Regions from separate parts of the Homo sapiens genome. Here all the other regions are linked to region 4. A link is a loop called in an ENCODE intact Hi-C map of the cell type or tissue named here. Cell type or tissue: endothelial cell of umbilical vein. All regions are shown on one strand.

What was found. Hi-C counts contacts between places; a loop is a spot of excess contacts. Peaks named below come from ENCODE experiments on the same cell type or tissue, not always from the same donor. Only the 100,000 strongest peaks of a DNase experiment are listed, where the experiment ranks them.
Region 1: it touches region 4 in a loop (2.9-fold over the local background); 5 of 110 quality-filtered maps call a loop at or near these places.
Region 2: a loop joins it to region 4, with 13 times the contacts of the local background. A loop is called at or near these places in 5 of 110 quality-filtered maps.
Region 3: it touches region 4 in a loop (2.7-fold over the local background); 5 of 110 quality-filtered maps call a loop at or near these places.
Region 5: it touches region 4 in a loop (7-fold over the local background); 5 of 110 quality-filtered maps call a loop at or near these places.
Region 6: it touches region 4 in a loop (1.9-fold over the local background); 3 of 110 quality-filtered maps call a loop at or near these places.
Region 7: a loop joins it to region 4, with 12 times the contacts of the local background. A loop is called at or near these places in 20 of 110 quality-filtered maps.

What each region holds. Positions count from the first base shown.
Region 1 is chr9:16,575,267-16,579,266 of GRCh38, forward strand. The region is part of intron 4 of BNC2 (basonuclin zinc finger protein 2); the gene reads right to left. Among named protein-coding and RNA genes, the nearest start is that of BNC2-AS1, 150 kb to the right of the region's middle. In endothelial cell of umbilical vein, no CTCF peak of the experiment used is centred here; no DNase peak of the experiment used is centred here.
Region 2 is chr9:15,871,810-15,875,809 of GRCh38, forward strand. It overlaps CCDC171 (coiled-coil domain containing 171), which reads left to right. Exons shown (of 26, transcript NM_173550.4): 24 at 2,723-2,854. Among named protein-coding and RNA genes, the nearest start is that of CCDC171, 320 kb to the left of the region's middle. In endothelial cell of umbilical vein, a CTCF peak has its summit at 1,974 (motif pointing right); a DNase peak (open chromatin) is centred at 2,002.
Region 3 is chr9:16,335,737-16,339,736 of GRCh38, forward strand. No RefSeq gene overlaps it. Among named protein-coding and RNA genes, the nearest start is that of LINC03041, 61 kb to the left of the region's middle. In endothelial cell of umbilical vein, no CTCF peak of the experiment used is centred here; DNase peaks (open chromatin) are centred at 295 and 1,815; H3K27ac peaks cover 2,146 bases.
Region 4 is chr9:16,725,156-16,729,155 of GRCh38, forward strand. It overlaps BNC2 (basonuclin zinc finger protein 2), which reads right to left. Exons shown (of 7, transcript NM_017637.6): 3 at 2,642-2,842. It overlaps BNC2-AS1 (BNC2 antisense RNA 1), which reads left to right and starts at 1,659. Exons shown (of 3, transcript NR_151723.1): 1 at 1,659-1,800; 2 at 1,876-1,951; 3 at 2,160-2,369. RefSeq lists an enhancer at 1,242-1,743. In endothelial cell of umbilical vein, no CTCF peak of the experiment used is centred here; DNase peaks (open chromatin) are centred at 1,096, 1,766 and 2,736; H3K4me3 peaks cover 2,135 bases; H3K27ac peaks cover 2,107 bases.
Region 5 is chr9:16,507,900-16,511,899 of GRCh38, forward strand. The region is part of intron 5 of BNC2 (basonuclin zinc finger protein 2); the gene reads right to left. Among named protein-coding and RNA genes, the nearest start is that of BNC2-AS1, 220 kb to the right of the region's middle. In endothelial cell of umbilical vein, no CTCF peak of the experiment used is centred here; a DNase peak (open chromatin) is centred at 2,302; H3K27ac peaks cover 1,569 bases.
Region 6 is chr9:16,265,282-16,269,281 of GRCh38, forward strand. The region is part of intron 1 of LINC03041 (long intergenic non-protein coding RNA 3041); the gene reads right to left. LOC124902124 (a long non-coding RNA gene) reads left to right here and starts at 2,182. Exons shown (of 2, transcript XR_007061424.1): 1 at 2,182-2,349. In endothelial cell of umbilical vein, a CTCF peak has its summit at 1,546 (motif pointing right); no DNase peak of the experiment used is centred here.
Region 7 is chr9:16,190,415-16,194,414 of GRCh38, forward strand. No RefSeq gene overlaps it. Among named protein-coding and RNA genes, the nearest start is that of LINC03041, 84 kb to the right of the region's middle. In endothelial cell of umbilical vein, a CTCF peak has its summit at 1,921 (motif pointing right); a DNase peak (open chromatin) is centred at 1,937.

The DNA.
Region 1 (4,000 bases), 150 kb before region 4:
ATTCACCCGAAGCGGGATACAGCTCTGTGTGTTTCATTCTCAACACCCTCCCACGAAACTCCTTACCAGCAGACCAGCAGTGACTACACTGGAGGCCAGGTCTTGCCAGCCTCACTTTATGTTCCATCTGAATAAAACATAGCTAGGAAAAAAAGAAAATCTGGGGAGCTAATAGGCAGACAGCCCAGGACTTTGAAGGGGAGGCACTGTTTGCGCTGGGTTTAAAGAAAATTTAAGGAGTGCAAAGCACCATCCAAAAAGTGTGCAGGCTGAGAAACAAATCAAAAGCTGCTCAGAGACACAATAAGAAAATACTTAGTGCCATTAATCAAGCACCAAACCTTTGCATTTATGAGGATGTCTTCCCTTTAGAGCTTATCAGCAGTGATCAGCAAGTAAAGGAGAGAGGCAGAAGAGGGCACTGTGCCCTCAGGTCAAGCCCAAAAAAGCCTCCTGTGCCAGGCAGGAAAATGGCCTTGCTTTTGCTCTCTAAAACGAAGAAAAAAGTCCAAGGACTTTGCTCATGGAGAGACCAGAATCCAGCTGCCTCACCAAAACTAGGAGGCAGCTAAAAGCTGTTTTCCCTGAGCAAAAGAGAATTTTGCAGCTAGGCAAAGCCGGGTTTCAGCATTTACAATCTGGAAAAACTAAGTCCACTAGAAAGACAAATTCTTTAAGCAGATACTGCACCAGCTTCCGCTTTTTCCAAACGAGTGCACCAAGGGAAGAAGACGATAGTGTTTCTATCCTTGTGTTTCTGAACAAAGCCCTAGAAACATTTCCCCTAAGGATCTGGTTCTTACTTTGCCACTGCTAAGCATGTACTTCCCTTCCCCTGAGGACTCAAATTAGTGCCTGTGCTACTGTTCACCAAACCCTAAACACCCCTCTGGAAAAAAATTTCTACGAAAGAAAATGTTGTTTTCGTTGGGATAGTCTCCAAGCCAGAGCTTGCTGGGAACATTATCTCCCTTTGTCAGACGAAACTTAGTTGTTTTTTAGTCTCCTCTCTTTATCTTGACACATTTACAAATTATCATATGGACACTGTTGTGGAGTCACTCAGAATGAGCATGATATCACAGAAATGTCATGCTTTATTCTTATGATAAAGGAATTTCTATGCGGAGTGGGAAGGAGAGAAGACTAGGGAAGAAAAGAGATTGGCAAGGAAAAGACTGGACTACTTTAGTTATGCTAGGTTTTGGACTCAAGTCAGGGAGAATATTAGAGAGTTACCAGTTGGGAACAAACCACTTTCACAGATATTTAGACAATTTATAAGAACATAGACTGGGACAAATAATAAAGACATGTGAACTTTCATAGGACAAAATGAAAAATTACTTGTTTTGATCTGCCTTGCTTGTAAGTCCTTACAAACTACCATGCCTCCAACGAACTTGAGGAATTTGTAAATAAAATACTGAGATCTCATGATTCTAAATGTAGGACTGATATAATCAACAGCTTTTTTTGTTGTTGTTGTTGAGATGGAGTCTCGCTCTGTCGCCATGCTGGAGTGCAATGGCACAATCTCGGCTCACTGCAACCTCCACCTCCTGGGTTTAAGCGATTCTCATGCTTCAGCCTCCCGAGTAGCTGGGATTACAGGTACGCACCACCACACCCAGCTAATTTTTGTATTTTTAGTAGAGACGGGGTTTCACCATGTTGGCCAGGATGGTCTCAATCTCCTGACCTCCTGATCCACCTGCCTCGGCCTCCCAAAGTGCTGGGATTACAGGCGTGAGCCACCGCGCCTGGCCCAAAACCTTTTTGATTATAGGATGCTTATGACCAATAGCCCTGATTTAGGATTTATGCAAATTGAGTCTGAATAGGATTTTCTTTTAGGTATGGGCTTGCCAGATTTAGCAAATAAACATAAAGGACTCTCACCTAAATTTGCATGGTAATATTTATATTTAAAATCATTTATTGTTTATTGATATTCAGATTCAATCAAAAATTCTATATTTTCTATTTGGGTGAAGGTCTCTATAAATACCCCTGGTCTGATAAGACATATCAAGTACAAGCTGAAAATTCAAATTCAACCATGCTGAGAAAAAAAAAAGAAAAATTATATCCAGTGAATACAAAAAAAAAGGTTTGAAATTAATGGGTTATATGCATATTAAGTCTTACAGTACATTAAACCATAAAGCTGGTTGGTATATGATACTAAATTAACTTTATACTTCTCATCATTTCCGTGGAAGAACTGAAGGCTACCTGGCACAATCCTTCATGTATGAGATAGGTTTAATAAATATCTACTGACTGATGATCTGGATGATGTAGACCAGGTCTGCTTACTTTACATTAAAAAAAAATCAGGAGTTTGGAGAAAATATAGGCAGGAAAAAAGCTGGCTTAATTAGTAAATAATTAAAGTAATAATGTAAAACTATCTTTTCCTCGAATGAAATGCATGCAGTAAAAGGAAATCACATTTACAGAACATAATAAAAGAAAGGTCTCAAAATTCCAGTGCAACAAGCATTCTTGCAGGCAGACCTCAGCCAAAGGAAATAACACTGGTATTAATTCAGATCTCTTGAAAGTGAATGAAGATTCTAGTATTCATGCAGCTTGTTGGAATGGTATATCCTTTCATTTAAAGTCAAAGAAAAAAAAAGAAAATAATTTGCACAGAGAAAGCTGCTGTGGGTGCGTTAAGCTATAAAATGTATTTTTTATTCATCAAGTCTCATATTCTTGCCAAATGCTCACCTCACATACCTAGGAAACAGTGGAATTAAAAAAAAATTTTTTTTTGTTTTTTTCCAAAAAAGAGATGGTCTTAACAAATGAGCTTCATCAGAAGAAAAAGTTACTGATCTAGTTTAAAAAAAAATTCTAAATGAATTACCTCTGTAAAATCTGCCCACCTCTTTTATCAAATACACAAATCAAATATCATGGGATAAAAACAATTTTCCAGTTGTACTGGATTATCATTAAATATTTCCTAAAACGCCTTAGAATTCAGTTTGTTTTCTTTCTTATTTTTACTATTTTATTTACCTTCATCTTAATGGTTTAGAAATAAAGTCCTCATCTAAACTATGGACATTAAAACTAACTTGCAAATATTAAACAATAAAAATGGTTTCGTGCAGCAGTCCTCAACCTTTACATCATGCCTCCTGTTTTTTTTCACGAAGACAGCAAACTCCTATTGGTAATGCTTCCTGTTAGAAGCAGGTATTCTTCAAGGGAGAATAGTAAGTAGGACTCACTCCCACCTGCACCCAATGCTGAGTGTATTCTAGTTGTACCAGCTAATTTTTAACATTCTGTAAAATATTTGGCTGAAGTCTGAATTCTGTGAATGGCCAAATTGCTACTCTAGTGTGGAGGCAAAGGGTAAAAAGAAAAAAAAAAATTACATCACCAGAAAAGGAGCCCATTACTGCTCTTATCCTGATATCTTAATCTTATTTTGCCACTTTCGAACCAAAAAGAGCTCTAAAAAACTTTTGTTGTTATTGTTTTTCAAGCCATACTCAGATTGTTTTAGGTGAATGAAGGAAACGCACTGAGAAGATAAAGCAAACAAGGGAAAGTAAAAAATATAGTATTTATAGTATTTCAGTGAAGTAGTGGCAGTAAACTGGAGTCCTTTTACAGAGACTTGACAGAATTAGAAATTCTGAGCCATTTCTGGCCCATCAACTAAATTATTACAGACTAGGTATGGCCATCTTTTACCAAGAGAAAAAAAAATGTTTAAGTAAATTCAATAAGCCCTGCTTTCTATTATCAGAGTGAAAGAGCTAAGATTCCTTAATGTGGGCAGGGTGGTGGTAAGGTAGGAAATCCTTTATTAATTTAGTGGGAAATACCTACTGGTATTCAGAACTGCTCTGAGATTCCTTCCTCCCTTAACTCAATAGTGCTAAGGATTTTAAGAAAATACTCTGTGAAAAGTAACACAGCCCACTAAGTATTAATAATTTCAAAACCCAGGTGTTGCAGTATAATGAATTAA
Region 2 (4,000 bases), 850 kb before region 4:
TGTCATCTTTCTTTTCTTCTCCTTTGCTGCATGATTTTATTTTTGCTTGTCTTAGTGTCACTGTTTTGGATTCTTTCAACATGATGCTTTCACTCCCTTTACTCATTAAAATAAAATTATGGATAATTCTTTTACAAGACTTTTCTAAAAACTTTTCCTAGAAATATTTGAGAACATTTTAGATACTTACTCTCAAAGTTCTCGTTTAATTTAAAAGTGGAAAAAACTCTTAAAATTTTAGTAGAAGTATTTGTGATATTGCATCTATTATATATCATGGGTCTCTCACTCTTGATGGCACTGTCAAGTTGATTCAACAGATAATTTGTAATTAAATGGAAGTATTAAAGCATGCATATTATTCAAATGATTATGATGTTCATCATTAGGTGTAGCAAAAATAGCTGCATTTTGCAAGTTTTTTTTATTCAATATAAAGAATTATTTAATTTGGCAAATTAAGTAATGTTATACCAAAAATATTGAAATGACAATAAATCAGTTTCAAAAGCAAGATGCCACAGCTTAACAATGTTCATAAAGTTTATTTAGAGAATATAAAATGTGGCTTACTGTTCACTGTATGTCAAGCTTCGTGGATGAAGTATGGTGCCTGATGCTAATCAGGTTAAAGGACCTCCAGTGCTCGAACTGTGTTGTGGATTATACTTACATTGCTTATGGTTTTTTTCCCCTCTCTTTGCCCGTATTAGCAATCTGCTTTTGTACTTTGACATCCAGGATTTCCCTAGTGAATTTTGTCACAGAAAAAAGAGAATCATCAATATCGCAGTTAAACTTGACTTTCAAAGCTAATAGTATCTCATTTGGGGGCTCAAATTTAATAAATTTTCTTTGATTCTGGGTGAGTTTTTAAACATCAAACAATGAATTGGCCAGGGTGCAGTAAAATATTTAGATCTATTGACTGTGGTTCAGAAGGGTAGAAGGCAAAACACTAGTGGTTTGATGTTGATAAATTCTCAGAACCTTAATCCACATTAATGTTTTCTTTTATCTGAGTGCACATTGGTGACAAAAAAAAGCAAGAGAAGGTATTCATACATGTAAAATATAAAACCTAAAACAAATGTAGTTGTAAAATACGATTTGTTTTGTTATGCTAAGTAAGTTTAACAGCATTCTTATCCTGAGTGAAGACTCTGGAGAGTGTTTGTTGCAGATAAATATACATTGTGAATTGAGACTCCAGCATGCATGTGGTACTCACATCATTATAAAAATTACATCATAGTGTATGTTTTACAGCATACACTTTGACATTCTCTTATTGACAGAAAGTCTTCAGATCAGCTTGGGACATATAAGGATTTTTATGCCCATAGATTAGCGTGAACAGTTAAAGATGCCGTTATATGTTTGTGTGTGTTTGCTGGCTTAAAGAAACTCAATAGAGTTTGTTTTGTGAAATGTGTGTATATCCTAAGGAACTAATTAATACAATAAAAATAATTCAAACAGTTTTACAAGCTTCCCAAGTAGGCTAGAAAAATGGAGGAGAAATTTTCTATCTTGTATTTTTGCCAAGTTATATTTGAAGTTGCTTGGATAAAACTAGAGATAGAAATATATTTATTTGAGCAGTTAATGCAATTTTTATAGTTAACCTTGTTTTTGACCTTCGCTACCTGATAAAAAACTTTTTGTTCTGTGGCATTGAGCTAATTGTATAATATTTATTAAGTATATGGTAACAAATAGATAAAATTTTAAAACCTATTCCAAGCATAAGGAAAGTTAGAAAATATGCCTATGTATTGAAAACTCCTATTATTAAACTATATGATTAAAATGAGAGCTTTTTGTTCTTAAATGCAAACGAAACTATGGAATTCTTAAGGCTTTTACTAAGTTTGGAAATTAAAAACCAAAATATCTGTTTTTGAATGTTTCCATTTATATTATATAAGGAATATTTTCTCATTTGTCCAGAAGGTGGCAGTGTGATATCAACTGCATGTGATTCCATACTGACTAGAGAATTGGTGTTTTTCCCATATCGGTGATGTGTTTGTATTGTTGCTTTCTGAATACTTAAAATAGAGTACAAATACTACTGATTTTATCTGTTGTATTGTTTAGAAATTGTGTGACTGTGTTGGTTTATATGTATTTAATCATTAAGACTCAAGTTTAATAAAATCCTGCAATTCTAGAAGAGTGAAAAGGGCAAACAAACCTCTTTCTTGTATATTTTTAAGTCTCCTTTTGTGTTGAGTATATTTGTTTTGATTCTAGAGTACATGTTATTGAAGTTTTCTTTTCAAAGACTAGTACCTAATAACTATCTTGTCCAATATGTATCAGTTCATATCAGTTAAACACCACATGTTACTAAGCAGGTGATAATGATTAGGAGATGGCTGTTGTTTTTGATTTTGTGAATGTTTTTTCTTTTCTTCCTTTTTAGGGTGGAACTGTGAAAAAATAATTCAAAACCTCTTGATCAGAAGAGCTCTAGTGACTCTTCTTCCCCTCCCTCATTTCAAGCAGGAGGATGCTTTTTCTTCTTAACATTCTCCCCCAGCACTCTGAATTAGAGATTTATTTGCAACGAAAAATCAATTAGTCCTAAATTTATTCATGGATTTCAGGTCCAGCGATCAATGCAAGTCCACTCAGTGGGCTCAAGGGGACCCAGTTCATCCCAGTTAATGTGTCTGAAGGGGAATTACCATTGATGCTGTTTTTTTCCCTTTAGGTCAGAGATCAGATCTCGCTGTCATGGTCTGCGGCAAGTAGGAATGACTTCACCCTACAGCTACCCAAACTGCACCTGGAGACCTTTGCAATGGAGGGGCTCAAGGGCGGGCCAGAGGTGGTAGCATGCCAGGTTAGAGTCTAAATAACATTGTTTGCTACTGAGACATATAGAAAAATAAATTGCACTAACTGGAGAGAATGAAAGCCTCAAAGTATTGTGAATAATTTAAAGGAGATGCAAATAGATGTTTCTTCATTTTTCTTCTATCATGTAACAGTATACTTTACAAAATATTGTTTTTTTCTTTAAAGCCTAGAACTAGCCTATTAAAATAATCCAGAAAAGTGTTTTTACCAAGGAAAAATGTGTTTTATGGCAAAGTACAGTATTAAAAGAAAATACTTTCCTATCAGCAGAGGACAATAAGACACTAGGCTGTTACCTCTTTAAGCAAGTCTCAATTTGTTGCTTTTATTGTTTGAAAATAAGTAATTTTAGAAAAAAAATAAAATAATAAATCACTTTAGTTGTAAACATCAAAAGAGATACCTGAAATATCTCAATATTAATTCCAAAATATATCCAACATTTCTTATGAAGTAATTTAATTTCAGCAAAGCTTAAACTTATCTGTGTTTTCTATTGAAGAGTATTTTACCCTTTAATATTTAGTTTTAGTGAACATTGTAAGATGTGCAAATTGGGTCATTTCATTTATAAAACTTAAAATATCAAATCATAAGAACTCAAATAACTTTAAAGTACACTAATAAACTTATTTTTAGAAACATTCATTTTCGGATGCTGTAGGTATCCTTCTATTTTATGTCACTATTGTATTAATATTATTGTGATCAATTTTTTCCTTAAGGTTATTTTTCTTAATCTGACAAAATGAAATTCAGTGTGTCCTTTTAATGCCCAAAACCTTCATTAAAAAAAGAAAACTATCAACATTATGTAAATTATAGGAAGCATGATATTTCAAAAGAGACTGTCCTTGTTCAATAGCACTCTATTTTTTAGTGTATTTAAAAGGAGAAATATCTCTTAAAACTTAGTGTGTCTTTCACATGTTGAGATTTAAAATAATCTTTTTCATTTTAGTTTATGACCCTGTGGAATTTTAATTTTATAGAAAATTAATGTCAGTGTGTGTGTGGAGCAATGTTAATTTTTTATATGCTCCATATCCTAATTTAATTTGTTATTAGTACCAAATTAATGCTCTACAAGGAAAAAAATACTCATTGCTTCTTTCATTAGATTGTCCAA
Region 3 (4,000 bases), 390 kb before region 4:
GGTTTGGGTTGTCCAGGGGGTTGCCTCCACTCTTGGATAAACCTAATGCTCGGCATCCCAGGAGAAGATGCTCCTGGTCCCTAGGCTGAATCTCTGGAATGGGACGGGAAAACAAATGCCCTCCCCGTACTGGGATACCTGGGCAGTGTGGCAGGAGTCAGGAAGGAGGGCAAGGAGGCCACCTGGTCTGGTCCCCTGGCTGACAGGAAGTGATGCCTCCTGGGCTCATTCAGCAGCTGTTGCTTGCTTGGCATGGTTTAGACAAACAGGCAGATGTCCTCAGAGTGACCTCCCTGACTCAGAGAGTTTGGGAACTGAGGTATTCACTCCCTGGGGTTGGGGGTGCTGGCCAAGGACAGGGCATGAGCTGCTGACTCATTCTCACTGCCTCTCCGTTCTGATACTTGAAAAGTTGGGAAAGAATTGGGAAATGAAGAAGCTATCTGAAAAGGGTGAGTTACAGGACCGCAAAATAACATGTTCTCCTTCCTCCAAGCCATCTGCTCCTTGTCCCTTCTAAGATGCCAACAGATCTTGGAGGGTTTCATGCATTCAGGACACAGTGGTCCTTACAAGGTCTCCGGATGGCTGAGCAGACAGAACGGGGAGAGAGATGATTCTATGAGATGCCAGAGAGAGACACGGTCAGGTGGAAAGGCTGTCTCAAATATTTTCATGGTGACCTAAGAATAAACCAGTAAGGAGGGAATAATAGCAGAAAACAAAAGGAAACCAATATTATTGAATAATAGAGCTTGAAGGACATTAAATATCACATGGGCTCACCCTGTCTCCAGGACTGGCTTCAGGGACATGTGACCCATTCAGTCACACAGGTCCCCACACTTGGGAGAACCTACTCTTCATTTAAAGCTCTCCTGTCGCCATCTTGAAATTCAGAATTTATTTTTAACAAGAGGCCCGTATATTTATTGTACACTGGGCCCTGCAAATTATATAGCCAGCCCTGCGCATGGCCTTACAGATTAAAAAAAAAAAAAAAAAAAAAAAAAAAAAAAAAAAAAGCCCAGAAAGGGAAAATGGCTGCTCAGGATCACACTGGTCCTTTGCTCTAGAACCAGGGTGAGAACTCTCAGTTCTGTTGAGAGTCTACATTGAGTGTAACTCTACTGGCAGTGTCTGTTTAGGGCAAGAATTCCTGATTCTGGCCTTGCCTGCTCCAGGTAGGCCACTGCAAGGGCTGTATGGACCACAGCAGCCCACGTGTCCAAAATGGAAAGCATGCCTTCTTTCCCTGATCATCTCCCCCTTCTCCTTTGGCCAACCTTGTCTATATAAATGCAATACCATCCTGTCATCTCAAACTAGGGACTCATGATTGGACTCCACAGTTGTTAACGGGCTTGATCTTGGACTCCCAGCCCTGGGTAACTTTGAGCAAAGTTCCTTCATCTTGCTAAGCCTCTATTCTCTAATATAGGAAGTATAAATAATAATGCCATGAAGCCTCTGGGGTTATTGGAAAGATTAAGTGAGACGATGCAAAACAAACATTTAGCATGGCATCTAACCCATAGCTAGTGCTCAATAAAGTGTTGTGTTTATTTAACTTTATTCTACAGCTCCCCTTGTCCTGGCCTAAGACTGTGACTGGATAAATCCCTGCCTTTGTCCTTGAAGCTGCTCTCTGATACCCTACTATTCAGACTATGGAGCAGCAGGATCAGCCTCACTTGGCAACTCATTAGAAGTGCAGAATCCCAGGCCCCAACCCAACCCTGCTGAATCAGAAACTGCACTTTCACCAGATTCCCAGGTGACTCATATGGGCATTAAGGTTTGTGACACACTGTGATTTCTAGTACACACAGTTGGCCTTTCTTTCTCTGCCCTGGGGATATGAGTAACTTCCTAATTCCAGCCATAATCATTCTTATAAAGGTAGAACCCGAGCCTACCATGACGGGTTTGACCAAAGTCTAAGTCCCTTCCTGAAGGCTTACGATATGGCTAACGTGAACCTGGTGAAGAGTGCCATTAGTGTGAAAGGTGTATGGAAAGGTGAATGAGCAAGAATCAGGAAACCTGTCAGAGACTACTGCAATGATCCAACCAAGACGTGAAGGGCCTGAACTAGGCCTGGGGCCAAGAAAACAGGGAGAAGGGGGTGAGTTATGGAGTTTTATCCAATACAGAATTCAGCAGATTGAACTACCAGGTAGAGTTACAGGGGATACAGGAGATGGAGTAAAGACAGCTCTGAGATTCCTTTGAAATAACAGGATCATATTGCATGTATATAGACAAGGTTGGCCAGATGGTGGAGAAGGGGGAAATGATCAGAGACAGAAGCCATGCTTCCTTTTGTGGGTATGTGTGCTGGCAAGAAAAGACTTTCAGGAAGAAGGGTGGGCTTCCTCTGGCATTTACTTCACAGTGAGTGTTACAGAGATGTGAGGTAAGTGCACTAGAGCTAAAAGGCTATGGGTTCAAATCTTGGCTTTTCCACCTAGGAAACACAGCTTGTCACTCTGAGCAAGTTGATCAACCTCTCTGTGCCTCAGTTTCTACTTTTGTAAAATAACCTTCAGAGTGTTGCAGTGAGGGTTAAATGAATTAATATATATGAAATGTCTAGAACCATGCCTGGTACATAGTGAACACTCAATAAATATTATCCATTATTATGGCTGCCTCTTTGTCTATCTTCCCAATGAAATTCTGAGGTCCTTGGGGAGAGAGACCTCAACTGACAGTCTTTGTGTCATCTAGCACGTAGCACAAAGCAGGTACACAAATACGGTCCACGGAAATGTATGTTGTTCACTAAAGGTAGCCAGGTGGTCCCGTGTGGTATCTGTGTACACAGAAATACAGATGTTGTATCCCTTTACAAATGTTCATCTCTTCCCTGCTCCCTTTTCCTAATCACAGCTTAATAACTTCTATGTAATGAGAATCTGTGCTCATTCTTTTCTCAGTCTAAATTGATCTATGGGCTACCCTGATAACGCAGCCTGCCTCTTGGGTAAATCCACTCTCCCCAAAGGGTGACAATGAGTGGGAGGAAACTTGTCCTCTGGAGTCTCTTTCACTCATTTGACAAAGATGACCTGTGTGCCCATCAATAATGGCAATCATTCCATCTTCCATTTCTTGAGAGCAGGCACCAAGTCTCTGCCTAGCTCTAGTGCTCTGGTCTTTTCAGGGAGAAAGACAAGAAAATGGCAGATTGTAATATAGTAACAACAGAAGTAGACACAGGGTTCTGCGGGGCTCAGAGGAGGGAGAGGCACCCCAGTCTGATCACACAGAACTGGCTCCTGTGAGAGGGTAAAGCAAAATGGTGGCCCTGAGTGAACCCCAGTCCTGCCCTCAGCACTGTACACTTCTTGTCTTTCACTATCACACTGCACTTAGAAACAGAATAAAGACTGGAAACAAAAAGACAGAGGGCAGAGGCCAAGGCCCAGATGAACATACAAAATGAGCTCCAGACCAGGCATGAGTCTATATCAGGAGGTGGCTTGGACCCATTGCCCTAGAAGCAGAGCTTGAGATAGGGACTGAGTGCACCTGATTTATCAAGGGAGCGTTCTTCAGGGAAAACCATAGAGGGAGGGAGGAAAGAAAGTCAGAGAAGGAGAAAGAGTAGAGCCAGGATACGGTCTCAGGTAAGGTCTTGTCCTCCTGACCCTCAGGGATCTGGGGAGGAATAAACTTAGCCCCGGCCGGGCAGCTTCCGCAGTCAGCTCAACAAAGAAGGTGACAGCTGGGAGCTGTCAGCAGCCAAAAGTCTCAGGTGCACTGGCCCCAGAAAGGGGATCTGAGTGGGGCCTCAACACGGACAGTTACAGGCAGATAAGAGTCAGAAGGGCCAGCATCAGATCCACGTTCCCCTGACATCACTTTGGTCTATCTGTGACCTCTGAAAGGACATTCTTGTGAACAAAGGTGAGCTAACAGGTTCCTTGCAGAACCTCAGTGTGAAACCACATGCACGGGCAGGGGTCCACATGGGGTGGATCCACCCCTCTTA
Region 4 (4,000 bases):
CTCGTTTAAATGGCTGGCTTCAAGAGATATCAGAGATATAATTTCAATAAGTCTCTCTCTCTCACACACACACACACACACACACACACACACACGTGCTGAATCAGCATTGCTGATGAACTACAGGTAAGAAAAACAAACATATTAAATATGAACAGCACACATACTTTCACTCACATAGTTTGAACTTAAGTTATGTAATATTTATACAAACTAAAATGTCATCTTGAAGAGAAAAAAAATGCAAGCTCATATCCTCTTTTACATGCTTTCCAAAAATGCACAAGAGGTAAACATTCAGTGACCATGACAGAAAAAGGTGGGTTGGGGGGATAGGAGTGATTGCTAACTACATCAAAACCAAAAAAAAAAGAAAACATATTTAAAACTGTGATTTCTCTCCTTTTGTTGTACTACTCTATTTCATAAATAGCATAATATTATACAGTTTTAATAGCATCCATTAAGCATAAATTAGTTCCCTATATTTCTATTCTCTCCATATAATCACTGATGCTCACCATTACACATATATGCACACACAGGTACACACAAAATATCCACACAGTCAGACAGCTGGATCAAAGACATCATAAATTGTCCTAATTCTGACCCATCATTTATATTACTTTATTTGTTTTTTAGTTAAAATGTTTTCCATGACAAAATCTCCTTAGATTCAAATCTACTTGGAAATGGGCTAGTGCCAAATAAGCAATCTAACACCATCTATGTGGTTCAATAGCCATTTATCAATTGATCATTATCTCTATCTGGTTTTATTAACTCTTTTCTAGCTAGAGGGAGACGTAAGCCAATCTTCCCTTCTAACACACACACACACACGCACACACACACACACGACCTCCACTAACTCAAGGAAAACCCTGAAGGTGACATCTAGTTTTAAAAGTGAAGCACAAGTTATTTGGTACTAAGGTTAGCGAAAACACTGCATTCCAACACGCGAGAGCCACCCAGGCAGGGATGCGTCGCGGAAAACACCTCTCACAGCGCTCTGCAGTGACAAGGAGCATCTCTGTGTGGAAATGAACTTTTCACTTGAAAGAATGGGAAATTGCACATGAAGAGTTACTTATTGGGTTGATGTTGATTGCATTTAAATCCCAGCTTACTGTATCAGCAGTAATCAGGGTCCCTCTACAGGATATGTCAAAATATACCTTATTCAAATGCATTTATCCTATTTAGAATTGTGTGCTAAAACTGTTCTCTAGCTAAATGCTACAAAACCCTGGTTGTAGGTATTATCGCTTGCAAATGTATTTCTAAACTTGTAGTAGTTTATAGCCTGGCAAATTGTTTTTTTTTTATTATCAACAACTTTAAATATCTAACTCAAAGTATTTAATTTTCGTGAACTCTTACAAACAAAAGCTTTTTAAAAAAAAAAAAAAAAAAAGCAGTTGCAGTATTTTTTTCCTCTTGAGTGGCACAACATTTCTTAATAACCGCCGTCAACTTAAAATCCAAGTATATTTGTCAATAGTACTTTCGTGCTGTGTGGATGATAATATCAAACTAACTTGCTTTGTGTGTGGATGATAATATCAAACTAACTTGCTTTGTGTGGGTTTGGTGTAGGCTTTGGAAAAGCAAGACGTGTCTAGGAGGGAGGCACCAGGGAACTTCCCTCCCTCACTTGAGCACAATCCAAGATGAAAGTTTCTGGGTTGTGTCCCCTTCGCTTCCTCTCACCCTCGCTCCCCCGCGGAGCCAAGGAGCCAGCAATTGTGCAAGAGGAGACCGGCGCACAGGGCGCGTATCACGGAGCGCATGGTACGAGCCGCCGGCTCCGGTGATTAATTATCAGTAACCGATGGCCTCGCGCTACCACGTCGGCTTTCCCAGCAGAGCCAGCAAGCCGAACGCCTCCAGCGCGGCCGGGACGGAGGAGCGGCTCTGGGGAAGACGCCGAGGCTGCGCCCGAGTGAGTGCGCCGGCGGGCCGGCGGGCGGGCGGGAGAGCGGGCCGGAGCCGGCGAAGGGAATGCAGGGGCGGGCGCAGAGGGCTGGCTGGCAAGGAGGAGCGGAGCGGAGGAGCGAGGACCGAGCAGCACAGCCCGCCACGCACGCCGACTCCTCCAGCAACCCTCGGCGCTGGCAGCCAAGCCTGCACAGCCTCGTCTCTCTTCTCAGGTCTGAACGAAGCTGCCTCCAGCCACATGAAGTCAGTAGGGCTGTTCTGAGGGGCCCCGAGATTTGATGACTGTTTTTTAGGTTGCGGAACCTACTCCGAGAGAGCAAACACTTTGGACGAAGTGATTCATATTGATAGATACATTTGTTGGGAGGTGGCTTTTTTCATTCTCAACAGAAAACAAAGAAATAAATTAAGTCTTCCCCTGACCCAGATTGTACTGTGAAACTTTTCAACAATGTCTCTGCTTTCTTTTACTTCGGTATCCTTTCCCCTTTTTCTTTTAAGACGCCCTTAGGGAAACCATGAAGTAACCCTGCACATTCCAGTAACACAGTTATGACAAAACAAGAGCCTAACTAGGAAGTGACCACATTTTAAAAAGTATTTAGAAAGAAAAACACCAGAAACAAAAGTGCCCATAACAATTCAAGGTTTCTTAAAAAAAAGAAAAAAAAAATCAAGAAAGAAAGTAACTTACCTGTTGGGACATTCTGAATAAGAGGTTAGTATCAGCGTTTTGCCATGTCCCCATGAACCCTGGTTCAGCCGTAGTCGTTCTGGTTCCGAACTGCATGGAGTTGTCAGTACAGGAGTCTCTTAAAGTCAAGTCTCTTGCCCTCTTTGGCTCTCTGTCTCTCTGTGTCTCTCTTTCTCTCACATCCACTTCTGCCTCTTCTGACTGAAAAGTGAAGGTGGATTTTTTGAGCCTCTTGGCAGCCAGTAGCAGGAGTGTAGTGTAGTTAAGAAGCTGGCTGAACTGTGCATTTCATTTGGGAAGGGGGAGATTTGGGGGAGGGAGGGGGTCAGAGCTTCTTTCGCACCTTCTGCACAGATATCCCTATCATTTATGCATAGATTGTGACTCCCCAAGCTTGCCTTTGCTCAGTTTAACAGCTGCCTGTCAGGTGTGCAGGCGGCACTGGAGACCCAACCATCAGCTTCAAACTCTCAGCCACTGCATGTCATTGGATAGCAGAGCTAAGAGTCAACTGCACTGTTCCACTGTCAGGCACCAAATGACACCCTGCACTAACCCCTCTCCAGATATACAGATAGATACACACTTATGCACACTCCAGGCAGCACCACAATCACGGTGCACAGGGCAAGGGGAAGCTAGGGCCCTTCCCCGGGAATTTTTCTCAACAATGCTTTCTGATATAACACATAATATCTGACACCAGTCTTTGGCTTTAACATTTGTAAAACTGTGATACTTAAATTTTTTTTTAATTACACTGAAGAAAGTAAAATATTCAGCTGTAAGAGAATGTAAAGTTGGCTCAGTTATGGTCTAAATGTTAGCTCCTGAAAGTCATCTCGTATGTGCTGGGCTATTTATAACCACATAGAAACTCCTAAATAACGTACATAGAGATGTGACCTTATACTCTAAAGAGTAAGCAAATAAGCCTAGCAGTTTTTATAACATAGAAGATGCACAATAAACATTTGCCAAATATAAATATATACTATTTAATATCTAGTACCTCAGGCTATTAATTACTAAACTGGATGTTAGCTAATGAGAAACTGAATGGCAAAGGAAAAAAGTATACCTTTTCTTAAAGCTCAGAAGTAGAAAAAAATCCTTTGTTAAAGTTCCTAGATGAAGCATCTGCAATATCCTTTCAAATCGTTAAGAAAAGAAAAAGATAAACAAAAAAAGCCTGTCCCATTTCAGGCAAAAAGTAATGAATATAAAAACTCCATTTTTTATTCAAGATCTCTGTGGAAAATTCTATAACGTTTTCCTGCCTGATGAAATACACCCTTGATAACATGTCGTATTTTTAATTAAACAAGTCTTAAAACTATTCACCTATTTATTAGATAG
Region 5 (4,000 bases), 220 kb before region 4:
AAATAGAGTTAAATGGAACAGTACATAACAATCGTTCATTATTATAATACTTCACTACCAATGAGAATGCAAATTACAGAAAATTTTAGTCATTGAGTATTGATGACCTATCAAGCATTTTACTAGGCACAGAGTATAAGAAGATAAGCAAGAAATACTTTCTCTGCCACAAGGAATTTGAAGTCTAGTGAGAGAGATAAAACAGGTAACAACAGCATATAAAGTTTAAGTACTGCAACAAAGGTCCGCATTGCTTCTTTGTCCATAATTCAACACACTAACAAATTTTAAGATTCTGCTATAAACCCTAAAAGGAGACTTACTTATTCTGCTCCATAGGTCCTCAGGACTTCTGGTCAAAGACATCTTGGACTTGATCATCGCGGACATTTCCAACACATCAGTCAACTCTTAAACAGGTTTTGGTATGTAGAATTCTTGCCACATACTTGGGTAGACTGTATCACCAACATCTTGCAATTAATAATACAAAGCAACAAAAGAGACACAGTCCTTCGATCTCTCACTATTAATGCTCAGTAAAAAAACATCATAATTCTTGTTGATTCTCTCCCTACAAGACGTTCAAGCCACTATCCATTCTGTTGTATTTCTGGCATGTACATGTTGGCTTGAATATCTGAAGAAAATTCTTCTAATTTCTTCACACCTGAATTTATTATGGCCAGAATTCTTTGGTCATGAAATTTTCATCCTATTGTTCCACGCAGGTCAAAATTCTTATTGGTTCTTGGCTCTTTATGCCCAGAGGCCCAAATCCAAATTTTCATACACTATGCTAGCCCCCACAAAGTTAATTTTTCAACTATCTGCTTTTCTTCTATCCAGGATATTCTGCCTTCTGCCCACAAATCAGTCTACTTCTCTACTCTTTCCCTCCTCTGTGTATGTTTTGCACATCTTTTTTTTTTTTTCTTTTTAGGACATTGTCTTGCTCTGTCACCGAGGCTGGGGTGCAGTGGCACAATTAGCTCATTGTAACCTCGAACTTCTGAGCCCAAGCAATCCTCCTGCCTCAGCCTCCCAAGTAGCTGGGACTACAAGTACATGCTATCACACCTGGCTGTTTTTTTAATTATTATTATTTTTAGTAAAGACAGAGTCTTACTATGTTGCCCAGGCTGGTCTTGAACTCCTGGCCTCAAACTCCTTCCCTCAGCCTCCCAAAGCATTGAGATTACAACCGTAAGCCACCATGTTCAGCCAATGTTTTGCACATCTTAAACTCACCCCAAATGTCCACTTCATCTTCAGCAACTTTGATATCTAGGCACAAGTCTCACCTTCTCCAGGAAGCTGTCAAAGAAAGCCACCTGGCTCTGGTATCTTCTCTTACAGATCACCTCAACACTTAAATCCTCAAATTCTAACATATACATTTCTACTTATTGGCATATAAATGTTGGTAAATGTACTACAATCATTTCATGCAAGGCAGCTGTTGTCTACAGTCCTCGAGGACAGGAAACACATAAATGTCTCTAACTGTTGGGAGTAAGGACCTTGCACACATAAGTTACTCAGCCAATTTCACTAGTAACATTGGTATCAGACATACTGGGAATCCATACCACGTCACAAGGTTTTCTAAAACAGTATTAAGAAACAACCGACTCCTCTGTGCATATCCATCCCAGTTACAGAAAACCAGGATAGCAAAAGGAACAGTTTAAACTGAGAGTAAGTCAAAGTTACTAACCTGGGTAAAAGTAATTCTGAAGGCTTCAAAGATCTATTCAGTTCCATACCAAAGTATAAGGTTCCAAAACCTGTCAAATTTCTATTCAGGAAAGCAGGAAAATTGTTATCTGGCCAAAGAAAGCAGTATTACTTGCTATTTTAAAAAGAATCTCCAAAGCTCCAAGTTATAAAGTCATTTAACTACTAAAGAAGAAATATGTAGAGGTTGTTTGTACATTTCTAAGAAACAGAGGTCACCTGGATGAACTTTCAACTGTAATGGTTAGCTGACATGGTTCTCTGTCCAGATTTTGGGTTCTAAAATTAAGGTGACTTTGAGTGCAAGTATTTTTGAAGATTCTAGGCTGTTTCCAGGTCTTACACTGGTTAGACCATTTTTTCTTCTGGTGTCTAGCAAATGGCTAAAAGACCTGTTTGTATCTCAGATGTTGGAGAAACCGTTCAGGAACAATTCATCTCTGCAAGGCTATGAGTCATAACACATTGCCACGGTCAGGGAGACCTCTGTTAATCAAGGAAGCGCTAGCCACACATTCACTCAAGCTGTCTTAGAGAAGCTGGCCTCAGTGCCCACTGTTCTTTTTCCACAGATCATCAGTCATCTCTACAAAAGAGAAAATGTCCAACTTCCTCACTGGGTGGACAGCCTCCTGCTAGGCCTGCATCCTGGTTTCCTTTCTGCTGAGTTGCTGATTTTCCTAGAGGTGCACAATAGCTACCAAAAGGAAAGTCTCCTACTTCGTCATGAAAAGAAAGCAAGGAGATCCACTTAACGCCCCTCTGTAATAAAATTAGGATATAAAAAGGCAGGAAACACAGAGGTATCTGACCTCCTTTCACGTACTCTTTCTTCTTTCGCTTACCCTTACATTTGGTGTATAATCTACAAAGTCAGGGAAATTCACCAAGTCCCGACATAGCTACATGCTGTATATATTTGCACCAGCTCTTCAAATACAAGACCTAAAACTTGGTTAATTTCTTTTTCCTAGGTCAGAAATCAACAGATAAGCCTTTACAGATTTTTGAATCATTTCCTCTTCCTCAAACTATGGCACATGACAGGATAGGGAAGGTGTAGAGGAAATTCCAGGGGAATAAATTGACCTACAAATGTTATCAAATTTTATCACTGAGTGATGGATGAAATTCTCAGGTGATTCACTGCCAGGGTGGTATTTGGTGCTAAAGTGAGGGAACTGAAAATTTAACTGAGCTAGCTGGCTTCACTTTGTCTTTAATCTGAGTAATGATTGCGAGATTTTACATGGGCAAAATATTACATTTCCTTCCAGATGACCTCAATATGCAATTCTCATTGAAATACTTTTTCAGACCTACACATATACCTGAAGGCTGTCAGGAAACACACATTTGTTCCACAAAAGGCAGAGAGAAGGATAGGCAAAACTTGGAATAGCCACTTAGCTTTTGTTTAATATGAAATCTTTCTCAGAAAAGCTAATGGAGATCACTAAACTTACTTTTTTTTTTTTTTTTTTTTTAAGAAACAGGTCTTGTTCTGTCACCCAGGCTGGAGTGCAGTGGTGCGATCATACCTCACTACAGCCTCAAACTCCTGGGCTCACAGGATCCTTCCACCTCAGCCTCCTGAGTAGGTGAGACTACAGGCACCTGACACCATGTCTGGCTGGTTTTTAAATTTTTTTGTAAAGAAAGGGTCTTGCTATGTTACCCAGGCTGGTCTTGAACTTCTGGACTCAAGGGATTGTCCCACCTCGTTTTCCCAAAGCACTGGGATCACAGCCATGAGCCACCATGCCTGGCAATAAATTTACTTTTTTTTTTTTTTTTTTTTTTTTTGAGGCAGGGTCTTGCTTTGTCACCCAGGCTGGACTGCAGTGGCTCAAACATAGCTCACTGCAGTCTCAACCTCCCAGGCTCAAGTGATCCTCCTACCTCATTCTCCCAAGTAGCTGGGACTATAGGTGTAAGCCACCATGCCTGGCTAATTTTTGTATTTTTTTGTAGAGACGGGGTTTCGCTGTGTTGCCCAGGCAGGTCTTGAACTTCTGAGCTCAAGGAATCCATGGGCCTCAGCCCCCCAAAGTGCTGAGATTACAGGCGTGAGACACACTGCACCTGGCTAATAAATATACTCTTAACCTAACTCCAGGGGCAGAAGAATAAAGACCTTTTGCCGATAAAGTAAGCAAAGGTATTTTTTCATGTATCATAGAAGTAATACTATTTCACCAAAACAAGCACAAGGCCATCACACTAAAGGATTTGTGTACTTGTGTGTCTGTGCCAGCCA
Region 6 (4,000 bases), 460 kb before region 4:
AGGAAGGAAGAAAATGAGAACTGATACTGAATAAGCAGATAACTGTGTCTGCAACAGCCTGGTCTTGGTCCCCCAGCCATCAAACTCTTCCCCTACTTCTGTACCCTCCATGTCCCTAAAAAGGGATTGGACCATATCGTTCCCCTATTCTAACTCTCTGTGTTGATTCCTTGTTGGCTACAGAATAAAGAACAAACACCACAGCCCACACAACCTGGGTCCCATCTTCTTTTCTATGCTCTCCTCTTGCCATCACCCTCTCCCCTGAGAACACAAAATAGGTCCCACAGAAATCTCCACGGTTTCCTCTGCCCACAATGCTGTGCCTTTCCACACGCTAGTGCCCTATTGCCTTTCCCATCGGTGGCCATTTATTCAGCCCTCATTGCTGGGGAGGGAAGAGGCATCTATCAACTCGGATTTCTTCCTTAACCCTTAGGAGACAGACCTTCCTCACACTTCTGAGTCCTCCCCATTCCCTGTGGGCTCCACTCCATGGGACAAGGTGCTCAGCTTGAGAAGACAGAGCCCAGCCTTAAGTGAGTCATGTTTCCTAGAGAGTGGGGTCACTGAGTTGAAAGAGAACACAATTCCCCAAGCATGGTGTATTCCACTTCTGGCTCTCTCAGAGAAGCCCTGGATCATCCCCATTACTATTATTTCACAGCTGCTCCCTTGAGTAAAGTGCCCTTGAGTGGGACATCCGTCATCTAGGGCAGCAGCCTGTCTTGACCAGTTCACGCCACTTCCGTAATTCGTCCATGCAGTTGCTTCAGGAAGTTGGCTCAGAATCTTCTCAAAAGACTTGGAAGTCTGTCTTGTCTCTCTGTGGACAGCCTGAGCATAGGGTCCCAGCACTGCCCTCATGGAAGTTAGGGTCCCCAGGCCTAAGGCATGGATGTGAATTTTTACCAGAGCTTTGCACTGTGGTATAAGCCTTTGCCAGTCATCTAATGAAATCAGTGTTGAGTTTTTCATACAGCTAGGGATTCTTGTGTGGAGACAGTGGTGTGCTGATCAGTGTTTAACAACTGGTTCCGGGGGCAGGGGTAGCTGTAGAAGAAGAGCTCTGGCTTGTAGAGTTTGCCAATTTCTGTGGTGTAAATACTCCCACCATGGCTAAATTCAAGCTACCAATGCGATAGAACTGAAAATGCAGTAGGAAAGAGTTAGGCATGACTGGCTCGCTGGGCCAGTTTGACCTGGCTCCAGTGCAATAGCAGGAGACCCCACCAGGGGAAAAGGATGTGGATTCAAGTCTAAGCACCAAAGCCATACCCAGAACTCTGTGACCACCTCCTTAGCAACATCTTCTCTAAACCTACCTCCATCCTTCAAATGGATCCTTCTTTCCCCTGCGATTACCCAACTCTGTGATGATTCTTCTCCCACAGCAGTGTTTTAAAAAATCTTCTTTTGGGCGAACGAGTTCACTTTTCCTCAGTATATATGCCATCAATCATTGATGCCACAAACAGGCAGTGAAAGCCTTTCGTGAGCAATGCCCTATTGAATCCTGAGGAAGCCGCCACACCTTGGGTCACCACTAGGAGTCACTCTTTAGCACTGGGAATAGACAGACTCAATAGCGCTTAGCACATAGTAGGGCTAAATGCCCATGTGTCGAACGCATGGAGGAACTACCAAATGTGGGTTAGATGCCCCCTCTTGGGGGTCCCATAAACCTTTGTAGCATCATGTGGTAGGGTGTCTTGTGAGTAGGTATGATGTGCCCTATCTCTAGGTCATTCACCTTAGTATTCGGAAACCTAGTACAGTGCCCAACACGAAGGAGCTACTCAGTAGACATCTGCAGAATGAGTGATGGAGGAGAACATGCAGTACTTTAAAATATTCCCTAAGGAGGTTTAGTTTCATTTCTTTTTTTCACTTTCTTCTTTTGTTACTATTACTATTTTCCCACAAAATTCCTGCTTTCAACATGATGATACCCAAAGAAAAAGAGAGAGAGAAAAGAGTTCAATGAATTGCAGCTTCCAGCTGGTTATTATTATTATTTAAATTTTGGCTGTATCTTTGTGGGCAACTGAAGCCTATGATTTAAGCTATCTCTAGCTGAGCAAGGGGCTGTGCCCGCCCAACCACTCGTATTTCCAGAATGCACTTTGCTGTGTCAATACACATTACTTGTCACATTGCCATGAGTCTGAGAAGTTTGATCTCTGCTCTTAGATTGTTGTCATGTGTCAAATCATACAGCCCAGGGGGAATGACTACATTGCGCAGGAAAAACAGACATCGAGCCGTGGTCAGACCACCTCAAAGATAAACACTGCTGTGTGGACCAGAAGAAGAAAGGTCGAAAAACAATCTGAAGCCTCAGACACTGTAAGGCTTTTTCACTTTCATTTTCTTGCCACTCTGAGGCTTCCATTTTATCAGCGTGTGCAAATATACATTTTTCTTCCAACTGACCTTCCAACAGCTTGTGCCACAATACGGGACTAGCTTGAGTAAGTGGCCCTGTCATTGGTTAAATGGGGTGGTATCTACGATACCCTCAACTGGAAGCTGAGTCTACAAGCCCCCACCCACTGTCCCCTGCAAGATGAAAGCTCAGGAAAGATGTAAAAAATATAACTAAACTCAGGGAAGAAAAGTCCACTTCAGGGAGTATGAGCTACCCAAGCAGAAAGGCTGAAATCACTGTTTGCTGCTGCTGCTGCTGGTGGGTTTTCTATTTTTTGAAGTCGGCTAAAAACAAACAAACAAATGAGTACTAGTTGTTCTCATTAAAAAAGGAAAGGGCAGAAGTCATCTCCCTGTTTAAAGACGCCCACACACTTGAAATAGTTTCCTAGAAAGGCAGATAGAATTTAACTGGGTGTAGCTTAGCACACTCGCAGAGCATTTTTACACCTCCCAAATCCTCAATGGCTGATCCCGTGGTATGACAGCAGCATGCCACATTCATTGCACCAGACAAGGATTAGGGAGTAAAATTTGTCATGTATGTAAATTGTAATCACAGTGGATGGTTGTATGTGCTCATTTAGGCATTTTAACAGAGTGTGATGCTATCCTCTCCGCAGGACTAATAAGCATTAGCCATAATGAGGTCAGTCAGTCAGGCATTATCAGGGGATTTAATTGGGACATGGGTCTCTGCTGAAGTGAAAATTAATAACTTTTGTCAATGTTCTGGTGAAATGTTCTGTCTTATCAAACTATGAGGGTCAATTAGAAAGCATTATGTAATAAAGTCCCCAGCAGCAGAACTCAAATTGAGTTATACCACAGTCATTATTCCAGGGCGAATGCATTTGAAAATGGAAAACCAGAGTGCCATATGGAGGATTTGGGTCAGATTTACAAGCATTGCATGTTAAGGCTTCCACAAGAAGGAAACAATTAAACGTAATACCGAAATAAATCAGCGCGCCGAGTGGGCTGTGCAGGGCCAGGAGCCTGGGGCGGGTCGTGGCCCTGGAGTTGTGACACTGCAAAATGGCAGTGTCAGGAGCCTTCCATGGGCTGCATCAGGCAGCGCCAGCCTGCAAATCGCTCAGAGTGCTTAAAATCTGGGGCACACCTGGAAGGCTCGGGCCTGCACACTGACTCATATAAATAACTCTTTATTGTGTAGCTATTAAGACGAGAGATTGCTTTTATTAAAGTGCAAGTTATTGTGGCACAGCAAATTAAAGAATTTTAAAGCATACTAAACAGCCACTGCTATTCCCTATTCGGTCATGTTTTACGGTTCTTTAAATGGGCAGTATATTGTTAGGGAGATATAAAGCCTGTGCCAAGACTGGGATCTGACACAACGGTTCAGGCACTTTTTCTGGCCAGGAAGGATTGGGAGGGGTGGAACAGTGCTGGTGAGGACACTGTCCTGGGCCTGGATGTGTGTGTAGAGGTGGGTGTGGGGTGGGGGGTTGGATGTCCCCTCTCCTCTGGAAGACTGGGGAGGTGGCTCTTGTCTGCTCCATTCTGGTAAAGAAGGTTATCTTCAAACAGAGAAGAGTTTTAGAGA
Region 7 (4,000 bases), 530 kb before region 4:
TGAGGAGGCATTGCAGATTTTCAAACTGACTGCAGGTCATGATGCTATTATAACATATAATAAAGCTAATCAATGAGGTACAGGAAAGGGTCCCTAAGACTGAAAAAGTATGAAGGATGTGTCTGGTCATCATGTCTTTTCCTTTCTCTTCCCTTTTTTTTTTTTTTTTTTTTTTTTTGAGACAGGGTCTCACTCTGTCACCCAGGCTGGAGTGCAGTGGTGCAATCCCAGCTCACTGCAGCCTTGACCTCCTGGGCTCAGGTGATCCTCTTACCTCAGTCTCCCTCATAGCTGTGACTACAGGTATGCACCACCACACCCGTCTGATTTCTGTATTTTTTTTAGAGATGGGGTTTCGCCATGTTGCCCAGGCTGGTTTCCAACACCTGGGCTCAAGTGATCCACCATCTCGGCCTCCCAGAGTGCTGGGATTCCAGGTGGGAGCCACTGTGCATGGCCCTGGTCATCATTTCTTTGTGTTCTCTTCTTCCTTTTACCTAATGAGAGATAGGGGAAGAGGACCCCAGGATTACTCAGGAAATAGCACAACCAGCCTGGGTTATGTACTTTTATTTGAGAGAGATTTATGTAGTGATTATTATATGTCAGATACTGTTCCAGCAGATTCTGAATACTAACCCATTTTATGACCATCACAACCCCATTAGGCAGGTACTGTTATTTCCATTTTATAGATGAGGCAACCAAGGCACACCACTAGTGCATGACAGCACTAGGGTGCATGCAGACAATCTGGCTCAGAATCCATGCTGTTAGCTACTAAGCCTGCCTGACCTCAGAGCTTTGCTCTTTAAATTTTTCCAGAAATCTTTACTGAAATCCCCGGTGATCTGCCTAAACTAATGAACGTACAGAGATCTGGTGCCAGTGGGAGCACAGAGACTTTGCTGTCTGGGAAGTGGTCCCTGGAAGGGCCTTCAGGATGGAACAATAGAGCAACAGAATGACTCCCAGAGGAAATTTCCCAAGTTTCACACAACTTGGGAGCAGAGGGAGGAAGGCGGGGAGGGTGAGTCTGTGGCTGGAAGATGCAGTCCATATGGGATTACATGAAGACATCTGTATATATGTGTTTGGAGGTCTGTGTACATGTGGTTCTGGTTGGGTGTCCCTGTGTGTGAAAGTGTTCATGCATTTATGTTTTAATACCCACCATATGCATGTGCGTGTGTGTGTGTGTGCATGTATGTGTTTGTATATACATCCATGGGCTTGTTAATATACATGAAAGGTGCAAGAATAGCCTCCTTGTAAAGTGACTTGGTTTCTGTCTTAGTGAATTCAAATTCACATCCAGGAATTCTAAAATCAACAATTTTTATTTTTCCTGAAAGGGCCATTATTTGCTTAGAAGTCCATAGGATGAGCAATACATTTGGCATTCTTCTCTTATCTTTAGTGAAGCTGAGGCCCAGTTGGAGACGAACACAGAGTCCCCTGGTATGCAGGCTCTCTGAGCCAGAGCCCATTCCTGTGGGCAGCCAGGACCTGTCCCTGGGGCTCATAGACATTAGCCATCCAGCTGTCAAATAGAGATATGGAAGGACCTTCCAGGTTCCATTTTTCCAAACCTTTAAATCTTAAGATCCCATCCAAGGCCAGCCCTGCTGACCCCAGCAACACTGTTTATTCAAGGGCTTTTCAGGGAGCCACTGCCTACACTGACAGGGACAAGGAGGCACAGCATAATTGCTATCTGTTGCTGCTGCTGCTGCTGCAGTTTTAGCACAAACTGTGAGCACGTCTGTGGGCATTTGTCTGTCTGCAGAGAGGTCAGTCCAGACTTCTCTCACCGGAAGGCGATGGCTGGAGTGCTATTCCTAAGGAAGCAAAGAACGAGGGGTGGAGAGAGTCGTCCCCGGAATTGCATGGCTTGGGGCTTGGTCCAGATTGCGTGGCGAGGAGGGTAAGCAGGCCCAGCAGAGGGCGCCACCGCGCTGGCTCTCTTCTCCCGCGCAGTGCAGGCAACGGGGCGGTGTTCAGGAAGGCCAAGGAAGGATAGATTCTCGATACTGTACCCCCACCCCACCCGCCTCTGCCTCCCTCCTTCTCCTATCTCTTCTCTCCTCCCTGCCCCCTCCCTCCCTTCCCACCTCTCTCTCAGTCTTTCTTTCTTTCCATCTCTAGCCCCTCACCCCCCTCCCCAACTTGAGCAGGTCACCCCAGGGAACCTCAAGTCTAGTAACTGAGTGTTAATTATGTCTGAGTGGATTCTGGAGAAAAAGAAAACCATATACTGTATCAGCAGAGAAATGGTTTCACTGTGAGGAAACTAATGATGCTTTTATCAGGAACAATATAAAGATTGCTTTTTTACTAGTGTGTGTCCCATAGGGTTCAGGGCTATGAGATATTTCTGTATCTGGCTTTAGGTTCCTCTGAGCTTTTACATAATCAAATCAATAGAGCCATGATTCACCCTCTGGCAACAACTGCTCCCTGCAAGTTTGCTGTTGCATCTTTAGTGGCGAAAGAGAAAATAAATAAATATATGGAAAGGAACTTATTATGAATCTGTAAAAACATTGATTTGTTTCGTCTTCAGTCTTCCTTTTTAATTGCTTTGCATACACATGTACACACACACTGTGAGGGTCTAGGTTCACAGCCGGTCAGAGAATGAGGTGGCTGACGATTGCCCAGGTATTTGCCATTGTCTGATGGGAAGAGATGGGTTCTGTTGAGCAGAATCAGAGGTGGAGATGTGCTGCTTGCCTGTCCTCCCGTGTCTTTTTCAGACATTTTATTCATCTTCTCTCCCATCCCTGTGAATTCCCTACATTCCAGGCATGATTTTGGTTCTTCCCTTTCTCTTTGAGTTATATTGTTTTTATCAGAAATTTCCCTCCCCTCTGCCTGGCAGAAATGATCACCCTTGGACCTACATCTGTCCCCAGCAGCATCAGTGAGGCCGCAGACTTCTCACCCTCCCCAGCCCCCATTCTAAGAACAGCTGGTTAGGACCTCAGTGAGAATACAATATGGGAGTGGGCAGGAGCAGAGAGAGCAGATCTCACCATTTACTCTGGAGACACATCTTTCCTTCTCATTTCTCCTATCCCCAAACCTCCGAGTTCACGGAAAGAGAGCACCAGGAATAACTCCTAAAGTCTTTCAGGACACAGGCAGTTTGCCACTCCTTTCCCTCCTTTCTTTAAGTAAATAAGCAAAGGCATCTTTCAGGCTAAAACATGGGGGAGGATTCAGTGTTGTGCTACTGTGTCATCTACTTTTCACAGGCAAATTTAGATGACCAGGGCCTCAAAACACAGGTGTTTCAGTGTCACTTGCTGCTTTGCATTGACAAAGTCAACCGATAAAATAGGTATGTTCAGCTGGGCTTGGAGAAATAAAAACAGGGACTCACTGGCAGTCCAGCTGGTCACAGAGACAGGGAAAGGTTGTTTTGTATTTTCTACTCCAGTCCCCAACTTAGAGGCCTTGTTCATAGATAGGCTTCATTCTTCCCATCCTTCAGAAGCAGAAAAACATTAGAAGTAATAACAGAGACGAGGCAGGAAAGAAAAGCCACTTATGTAATCAGGTGTGCTGGGACCTGGGGATGACAGTGTCACAAAAATAAAATGGCTCCCTAATGATGACAGAGTCTTATTACCAAAGCCATGCTCCTGTGACAGTGCTGCCAGGCTCCTCTGAGAGGACAGCAATGACAGAATTCTTTAAGGACCTACTTTGGGTAAATATTTGTCCCTAAAGAACATCATCTTTGAGGACCCTCAATCCTATAATCTGGGAGTCCCAGGCATTTGGACAGATGGGATCCAGCTTGGGTTTCAGGAAAGAAAGGGACTTTCATACAGCGCTGGGGACTGTGATACCAGCAACACAGTGTATTAGCATACAAACAATTGCAATGGTGGCCATTTATTGAATATCTACCTTGTACCAAAGACTATGCCGGGAGCTTTGTGCAGACTATTGCATTAAGTTAACTTTCACCCTCAAGACAGTATAGCAA